Linked DNA regions of Mus musculus: region 2 is linked to region 1. A link is a loop called in an ENCODE intact Hi-C map of the cell type or tissue named here. Cell type or tissue: left cerebral cortex. All regions are shown on one strand.

Region 1 (5,000 bases):
TCCCCTTAATCAGGAAATCATTCTTCAAGTCCCACAGAGGGACAACCTGCCTGCAATGCATCAAGGGGGGGGGGGGGGGGGACGCCGCGGGGGGGGGGGGCGGGGGGCTGCTGGCATACAATAAAACAAAAAGTGATCGTGTAAAACTATTTTTATAAGGAAGCTTTTAAAAGCACAGTACCAAAGGCAATGCTTGAATCTTAAGTGGGTTCCTGGGTCAGAGGAACCATAAATATAAATGGTGCCTTAAGAACAATTATAGAAATTTGGACACATAGTGTATAGAAAATAAAATACCTTTCCTTAGATGAATAATACTGCTGATAAAGAAGAGGATAGGCTTGTTCTTCGGTGATATGTACTAAAATAGTAACAGGGTGAATTTTCATTATGTATTTATCTTCAAATACTTCCTCAAAAAATGTGTATGTGAAAATCAATTGTAAGTGATAGGAAGATGGCTAGGTTGGTAAAGTGTGTATGTGAAAATCAATTGTAAGTGATAGGAAGATGGAAGATAGGAAGCTAGGTTGGTAAAGTGCCAGTCATATAAGCATGAGGACCTGGGCTCGCTTGCTAACACCCACTCAAGGCTAGATGTAATGACAAATGTCTGTAACTCAAGCACTATGATGGGAGGAGGAGCTGGAGACAGGCGGTCACTGGGGTTTATGGACCAGGCAGTGAGAGACCATGGCTCAAAAAACTAAGGTGGAGAACAAAAGAAAAAACAAAACCTACCTCTGTCCTCCAAACAAGTGAATACCACACATACCTCAACACCAAAAAAGATAAAGAAAAAAAACAGATACGGTAGTACCCCTTGTAACTCCAGCATTTGGGAAGCAGGTACAGGAGGATCACCATGAGTTCCAGGCCAGCCTGGGCTATATAGAGTAAGACCCTGACTTAAAAAACAAAAAGTAAACCAATAAAACAGCTTTTAGCAAAATGTGATTAAGTGGGGGCTGACGAAATGCCTCCACAGTACTATTCTTAATATACATGAGGCCTGGGGTATAATTATAATCTTCAGCAACACCTGACTCCCCACCACAAAAAAAAAAAAAGTGATAAGCCTGAGTTAAAGAATATTTAAGGCAGGTAGAGTGACACTCTTTAATCCTAGTACACTAGAGGCAGAGGCCTGACTAATCTACAGAGCAAGTTCTAGAGCAAGCTCTCTTAGTAAAAAGAAACCCTGTCTCAGAAAACAAACAAACAAACAAAAAAAACAAAGAGTGATCTACATATCTTCCTGTGGATTTGGAATCTTTCAAACTGCAGTTAGAAAATACTACTATATGTAAAATTAGACCAATTTGCTACTATGTTGTTTAGTTACAAGTAATTATTATAAACTTTCATAAGTTTCTATAATCAAGGAAAAATGTATATCAGTTTTTGATACATTCACACAAACAAACACACATACATATATTTTTTAAATTACTCAAAATAAAGCAGTTTGAGAGCTGTAAAAAGCAAACAAAGCTAGGCATAGTATCACAACCCTCTAGTCCCAGCACTCAAAAGACAGCAGCAGGAGGATCTCTTTGGTTTTGAGCTAAGCAGAATACATAGTAAGACTCTGCCTCTAAACAAATAAATAAATAAATAGACATCAGCTATTCCAGGTACAAAATAACTTATTTTTTTCAAACATTCCCTCAACAAAAATGTTATATAAATATTTCTCAGATCCAGCATAGAGCCTTGGCTCTCAGGGCCAAGGCAGAAAGGTAAAACATTAGAGAACAGTGGCGCAGACAGTGACATCTTATATTCAAAAAAGAAAGAAAAAAACCTACGTTGGGAATGAGCTTTTCTATATATCCAGATATTCAGAAGTATTTGCAGTATTTAGATTTATAATTTTTGACATCAAATCTAAATTTAGGGAATTTTAAAGGGGGGGGGGGAAAGATTTAGAAATTAGCTGTGATGTTTAGCGTTAGTCTCTCTCAAATGCTGACGGCCTCTGACTGAACTCTCACAGTAGAGTTCCTACTTTCAAATCTGCAAGTCACTCTAGTATTAAGCAACTTCAAAGGGAAGCTTCTAAAAACTAAAAAGACATAAATGTCTAAAATTCAGTTACTTTAACCCTAACTTTACTTGGACTTAAAAGGCATTCATTTTCACAGTGCTGCCCTCAACAGGAGGCAGCTAGGCCTGCCCTTTACCTCACTGCACTGCATTGTGGGTCCCTGGCTCTCACCTGCATCACCGAAGAAAAGGCTTTCTTCTCCCCCACAGTCTCCAGCGCTCTGTAAGTGGCACACAAGTAGAGGAGCTTCACCTCATCTTTCGCAGATGAGCTAAACTTGCTGAAAATCCACTTGAAGATCTTCTCAGCCTCGTAGCTCAGAGAAGCACAGAGAAGGCCCAGACAGCAAGCTCCCTCTTGCCTCAACTCCTGAAGCAACTTACTACTGTGTTTGTTTTAATGCAAATGGAACAAAAAACATACAAAAGGCATCAATTTTCAAGGATGAAAGTATGATACATCTTACAAAAGACTGTCTCCCATGTATTAAAGAATTCCTAAATAACTTTCCAAAGCTCAAACTAAATAAAAAGGTGGAATTTTACCCATTCTACATCTGTATCCTCCTGAGTTCTACAATGCTCAAAAGTCCCTTTATCAGACATGAGATTTCTTTAGGAAATCATTTACTAAAAAAATATTAAAAAGCTGAGAAGTGCTAATATCCAGGCTTGGGTTATAACTGATTCACAGAAAGAGGCATGAGGGAGTTTTTAGAAAATGTACTCCATTTCTCTATAATACCCACCAAGTAAGGACTCCAATGTAGGAAATTTTTTAGTAGCTAAACCACACAAACTTACAATTAAGTGTAGCATTAAGTAATTATGTAAACTAAAACAGTGATCTGCTACACTGAGTGTATTTCTTTTTTTCTGTTGTTTTTTTTTTGTTTTTTGTTTTGTTTTGTTTTTCGAGACAGGGTTTCTCTGTGTAGCCCTGGCTGTCCTGGAACTCACTTTGTAGACCAGGCTGGCCTCCAACTCAGAAATCCGCCTGCCTCTGCCTCTCGAGTGCTGGGATTAAAGGCGTGCAGCACTACGCCCGGCCCTGAGTGTATTTCAGTACTGCAAATCTTTGGAATCATTGCACACCTATGCAAAGCCTAGAGATTATTTAAAGAATAAAGTTCCCCTTTCCCATTGCTCTCTAAGCATTTTTAAAAACTCTCTGCAACAGTAGCTTTCATTCATGAAAGCATCAGCTCATGTCTTTCCACAAGCCAGTGTCTAGGAGACAAGAGCCTCTTTTGAGTAGATTCCATTTGTATTCAATAATTATTAACTTACATAACAAGGTTAGAAGTCTTAGTGATACGGTCCACAGTTTATCATGTTTACTTTATTTTTATAATTACCTTCAAAATCATCTAAATGTGACCATTATTACTTACCTTTCATTGAGCACATCATGAACAGCAGCCAAGATATTATCCAACTGTTTAACTAGTACCTTAAAAAATATAGAGAGAAACTTCAGATTCTACTTAAAAACAGCACTGTATACATTCTTTAACTTATCTTTCCATTCAGATTATGCAGCATCTCAGTTTACATGTATAAAACTCTCTGGAATAGTAACTTTCATTCATAGCGCATCAGCTCACGCCTTTCCAGAAGCCAATGTTTAGGAAAGAAGACTCTCTTTCACATAGATTCCTCAATCACATGAGGATGGCATGTTTCCCTCTTCGGGATATGAAAGAAACTGACTCACAGGAAATAAGAGTCATAATCAGTTTCGAGATACATCCAAGCTCATTTTAACTGGCAGCCTCTGGAGAGCATTTACATGGAATGGCAAGGGGATTGAGAGACGTAATAAAGGAATACAGTGACATAGCGATGACAGATTCTAGGGCTGACAGCAAGAGCTTCACTGCGCATCTTTCTACTTGCTCTTTAATCAAACTTTTAATAATGAAATTTGAGGGGAGGCGCCTTACTGTATTAAGTCTTTGTAATTTTCTCTATCAAGTTCTTAACATCAGGAAAATTATTTAAGAGTGAATATTTTCTAACTGCTTTTGAAGTTTGTCTTAAGGGCTTTTCCACTTCTTCCCATTATTATTTCAAAGTGTATGTGCATTCATGAAGAAGCGTTCTTGGAGGCCAAAGGTGTCCAATCACCTGGAGCTGGAGTTACAGGCAATTGTGAGGTGCCCAACACGAATGCTGGAAACCAAACTCAAGACCTTTGCAAGAGACATCCTTAACCTGAGATGCCCAGCTTCCCCCTTCTTTCTTTAGGAATTATTTTATGTGTGAGCACACTGTTGTATTTTATGTTGTATTTTATGTGTGAGCACACTGTTGTATTTTATGTTGTATTTTATGTGTGAGCACACTGTTGTATTTTATGTTGTATTTTATATGTGAGCTCACTGTTGTATTTTATGTTGTATTTTATGTGTGAGCACACTGTTGTATTTTATGTTGTATTTTATGTGTGAGCACACTGTTGTATTTTATGTTGTATTTTATGTGTGAGTTCACTGTTGTATTTTATGTTGTATTTTATGTGTGAGCACACTGTTGTATTTTATGTTGTATTTTATGTGTGAGCACACTGTTGTATTTTATGTTGTATTTTATGTGTGAGCACACTGTTGTATTTTATGTGTGAGTTCACTGTTGTATTTTATGTTGTATTTTATGTGTGAGCACACTGTTGTATTTTATGTTGTATTTTATGTGTGAGCACACTGTTGTATTTTATGTTGTATTTTGTGTGAGCACACTGTTGTATTTTATGTTGTATTTTATGTGTGAGCACACTGTTGTATTTTATGTTGTATTTTATGTGTGAGCACACTGTTGTATTTTATGTTGTATTTTATGTGTGAGCACACTGTTGTATTTTATGTGTGAGTTCACTGTTGTATTTTATGTTGTATTTTATGTGTGAGCACACTGTTGTATTTTATGTTGTATTTTATGTGTGAGCACAC
Region 2 (5,000 bases), 62 kb before region 1:
GAATATCAGAAAGTTTCACTTCAAATTTTAAAATACTATGTTAGTACTGAATTTCATATTATTAAATTATATAATCAGAAAAGAATGCCACCAAATATCTCAGAAATGAAGGATACACACAAATATATAGCTTTAAGACAAATTTCTTTTTTAAAAATATTAACTAAATATTTAGCTTTCACAGAGAGATGATGCATACAGTCAACCATCACTTAGAACCATGCTCTGCTCCACTGGACAGATTTAATCCTTTATCTACAAGACAGACATGCCAGATAAATAGTTACTAGCCCTTGGCCTTGGAAAAGGACACAACAAACAAAACAAAACACAACAAAAACACATGTCTGTTTTCTTAAGAGAGAAAGGCATAGTGTTGTATGGGAGGGGAGGTGGAAAGACTCTGAGAAGAAATGAGGGAGAAAACTGTGATCAGAATATACTGTATGAAAAGGACTTAAGTTATATTTATTTGGCTTAGAAGCTGAAGATAGGCACAGATATGCTAAGTTACACTTGTATAACAGAATGTGCTGGTAGGAGGACAGTCAGACACACCTGAACCGTCCCAATTGAAGTCTCAATCTGACTGAGAGCATGCAGTTTCTTCTTCATGCTGGTCAGGATTGCAGACCGAGGCGGGGTGACTGACATGGCTTGTGGTCTGCTGATAAGGAGGTCTTCATGCTGCCACTATTCAAAGAAAAAGAAGAATGTAGACCCATTAGAATAAAACTTCGGATAAATAAGGAAAGAGCCACATGAGGTGAGACTGGGAGAAAATTGAGTTGCAATAAGGGGGCAATTAGTTGGGGAGAATAAAAGAAATATCACATCTAACTGACAACTTCTCTGACATGAAAGATAGCTGTTAAACATCACAGATCACTAATGTATGGGATTCAAATAGGAATTCTTAAGACATCTGGTAAGTACATTTGGCGCACCTAATCCCAAAAACTGACCTTTCTAGGTCGGGTGGAAAAAAACTTGTAATCCCAGTACTTGTGAGCTGGAGAAAAGAGGATTAACAACTTCCAGGTCAGTTTGAGCTTCATTTCAAAACAACAACAATCCCTTATCTTGGTGATGTGTGTGTGTGTGTGAGGACCTCTAGATAAGAAGATGCAGTGAACTTGTATTGGAGTCTAGCAAGGAGACTAGATAGAGACTGAAAGAAATAATAGCACAGAAAAACTCTGACACACTATTAAAACATTTTCCTTTTAATGTTACAAGGGTCATTGGGACAACAACTTCTATAGGAGCTAGGGTAGTTTAGTGATGTGCCTGACATAACGTGTAGAAATCATAATTTCTAGCACCAGCTAAATAATCCAGTAGTTATATATTATGCTTAAAATTTTAAAGTGTGCCCATATTTAAACAAGTTTCCCTCAACATTAACTCTCACTTTTAAATGTCTGGTGTTTGTTTTTCATTAACTATTCTTACTATTATTTTAGACAAGGTTTTAGACCAAGTCTCATGTAGCCAGACTGATCTTAACCCTGCCATATAGCGGAGGATAAGCTTGAACTTCTGATCCTTCAGCCAAACAAGTATATAGCGCAGTTCAGTCTGTGCACTCCTGGGTGTCCTGGGCCTTGAGCATGCATTACCAACTATAAGTACGCTACATCCTCAGCCCCAACACTGATCATTTCTACGGGAATAAAATCCAAAATGTTTAGCATTTCAAAGAAAGAAGTCATAAAGCATTACCCCAATCCATAGACAATGTGCAAGAAGCAGGACTATTAATACACAGCCAATGTGATTCAGGGTGAACGTACTTCTCTTCCTAACTTATGAAGTAGGAAAATAGCTAGCAATGATGAAACTGCCAATAGATCCTCTGAAACATAGTTCCTTCTGATCACTGACAAAAGTAAAACAAAATAACCGTGTCTATGCCAAAACAGATTCAAGAAAACTGGCATTCTTTTGATAATGTCAAAGCCAACATTTATAAAAGAATAAATAAGAAAGCCATTCCTAAGCTACAACGTTCCATTACAACATTCTTACCATCTTCACAGATTGTTGCCTAACCCTCACAAGTCATCCTCCATAAGGGATTCCGCCCTCAACCTACAGGCAGGGTGCCGGAACTAGGTTTGGCTGTAATACACATCTATCTTATCCCAAAGCCTGTGCTTTGACAAAAGAGGCTTCTTCCAAACACACTTTTCAAAATAAAGGCAGATTTACTTAGACCCAAAGCTATGCACTGTATTTTTAGAGCATCAGTGAAACCTATTTTGAGATAAATTTAATTACAAACTCAACAATACAGGATGCAGACCTACCTACACCATGAATAAATACAACCATTATAAACTACATTCACAAACAATACTCACTGTTCATTAATACATAAATATATAAAATGCTTATCATGCAGTCCTGCTGAAAAGAAAGTCAAAGGACATTAAACATGAAACCAACTCCATTCCACTGAAAACAAGAAGCAAAAACAAAAAACAAAACAAAAAAAAAGTAATTGCAAAGAAAACAAAAAACCCTTGACAGTGTTCACTTTGGTTTGGCACAGCTGAGGTACTTTACATATTTTCTCTATACTCTCATACACGAACTGTAAGGAAAATTACACAGCAAATTGCTTACCTGGAACATGGCAATGTGCAGTTGCACCCGCTGCAGGCTTGTCTTGCAGGAAGAAATGCTGGTTTCCAGCCTGCGCACCAGGTCATGCTTCTTCCATGCTGTATCATAGGAGCTGGCTAACACTGTAGCTCTGTTCATCACCAACTGTGAGAATTTCCCTACCTGGATATTGTGCTCCACAGCTTTCTTACACAGATCATCTACAGAAACTTTGCTTTCAGCACCAAAGTCCTTTGCCTCTACCTGAGCAATGATGTCAACACCCAGGGCACTGATAAAGCTACACAATGTGAGTCCGAGGGCTTGGTTTGGGAGTCCTATCAAGAGCTGTCTTACAAAGTCAGCTGTAAAGGCCTTGATAGGCTTGGCCATTTGGTCTTCACTAAAGCAAGAATTTCTAAAAAGGGTTTTCACATTGACAATCTGAACAGGTCCATTCACAGTATTCTGATCTTCAAGTGAACTTGATCCTAAAAAAATAGAAAGAAAATGAAAATTATCTTAAAATGGGTCCTGAAGAAATAAGATCATATAAGAAAAAAAAAGAATTCACAAGTGCACAGTTAAATGAAGCATACTCCAAATGATTCCTTCTATAGTACTATGGAGGCAACCTAAGCAGGAATGCTAGTATTACCTGACAATGTTTTAGAAAAGGTACCACAGAGCCTGAAGAACTCCTTAATTGTCTGTAGTCTTTTTAAAAAGAAAATCTCTTCTAGCACCTGCCGGTGATTGTCATCATCAAAAAAATTGACCTGGGTACTCCTGGCTTCCCGAATAATGTCAATCTTCCGCCAAGCAACAGGAATTTCCATCTTGTTTAGCTATGCAAATGGAAAAAGGAATGCTCACTTTCCTCTGTTCACATTCAATGACTATTGCACTCACACCTTACATAAAGCAAAGTTAATGTTTACCTTCTCAACTAATAAGCCAAAAGCAGTTTCAACTTGGGCAAACATGCCATCAAATGCTACCAAAAGCATCTGGCCAGCTGACATTTTTGGTGTTTCATCAACTGAACCATTTCTTGGTTGGATTAATTCACCATATTGAGCATGTAGCATTCTAGAGAAAAAGAAACTGGTGTTAAAACCCTCACCTGAAGGAGAGTTTGTTTGGGGAATACAAAAGTCTGAGTCTTAAGAGACATCTATGCAAAGTCTATAGAAACATGCTACCATTATGCTAACTTCTATGAGAAAATGGTATTAGTGACAATTCTATCATGAAATCAATGAGTCCAGCTCAGTTTTGGTTATGTGTAATACCTATTTATGTGATTTCAATTTTATGTAAACGTGAAGGACATTTTAGAAATTACTATATAATATATAAGAACATCAAGAATAACCTAATAACCTAATTCCAAAATGTAGATCTGTACAACTGTCAGGTGCAATGGTGCTACAGCAATGTAACTGGAACAAACTTTAGTCAGTAATGGAAGTACCTGCCATTTGTAGTATATACAGTTTTGGATTATGTACACTTCAAAACTTAAAATAATAAAAATATTGTGTGATTTAGAACATGTCAGATGACAACTTTCATCAATGGCAAGGCATGAAGCCATCTGCCTCTGACCCCAGGAATGGAAAGCTAAGACAGGGGAATCAGGCAATCAGAGAGTCCTAGGCTCAATGAGAGACTCTTATAATTTATTAAAAAAAAAAAAAAAAAAAAAGGGCAGAGCAAGAGAGGAGAACACTTGACATCAACTTCTGATGGACATACATGAGCACATGTACCTGCACCCACACCTACACATCACGGAGAGGTCTGAAATTCAGTAAATCATACACAGCTTTAACCTAACTTGTAACCGTTCCTTGAAATGATGATATTGCTATTACATAAATAGTTTAAGCCACATTTAGCTGAAACATGTCTACATTGTTAGTTACACTATTACACAACTACAGCTAAAAAGGAAAGAACAGAGGATTCCTAAAGGCAGCACTGATTTCAGGAAGGAATTATTGCTACCTTTTTGTTGAAGGAACAACAAAAGTTTATATGCATATTGTGTTTCTTGAATTATTTAAGAAAAAAAAATCTACTTCAAAATAACTAAGGGAAAGCTGTTAAAATGGCACAATGGCTAAAGCAGTTACTATCAGAGTATGGAAGCCTGATGACACGAGTTGAATCCACAACCCTAATATAGGTGGACACAAGGACTCCACAAAGCAATTCTCTGGCCTCTGTATGTGCACACTAGCATGTACACCCTCCACAGCAGCATCTAACAAAATTAACAAGGAACAGAACATAAACCAGAATGAGCTTGTGCAGATGACTTCCCATGTGGATACAAGTCCTCCTCTCCCTCCCTCCTCTCTACTTGCAATTTTCCATGTGAG

Evidence for each region. Hi-C counts contacts between places; a loop is a spot of excess contacts. Peaks named below come from ENCODE experiments on the same cell type or tissue, not always from the same donor. Only the 100,000 strongest peaks of a DNase experiment are listed, where the experiment ranks them.
Region 2: it touches region 1 in a loop (2.4-fold over the local background); 9 of 42 quality-filtered maps call a loop at or near these places.

The regions. Positions count from the first base shown.
Region 1 is chr7:118,204,580-118,209,579 of GRCm38, forward strand. Smg1 (SMG1 homolog, phosphatidylinositol 3-kinase-related kinase (C. elegans)) reads right to left here. Exons shown (of 63, transcript NM_001031814.1): 5 at 3,444-3,502; 6 at 2,222-2,435. Among named protein-coding and RNA genes, the nearest start is that of Gm40454, 25 kb to the left of the region's middle. In left cerebral cortex, no CTCF peak of the experiment used is centred here; no DNase peak of the experiment used is centred here.
Region 2 is chr7:118,142,700-118,147,699 of GRCm38, forward strand. Smg1 (SMG1 homolog, phosphatidylinositol 3-kinase-related kinase (C. elegans)) reads right to left here. Exons shown (of 63, transcript NM_001031814.1): 52 at 3,552-3,702; 53 at 3,269-3,458; 54 at 2,632-3,101; 55 at 559-693. Among named protein-coding and RNA genes, the nearest start is that of Gm25683, 8.3 kb to the right of the region's middle. In left cerebral cortex, no CTCF peak of the experiment used is centred here; a DNase peak (open chromatin) is centred at 2,110.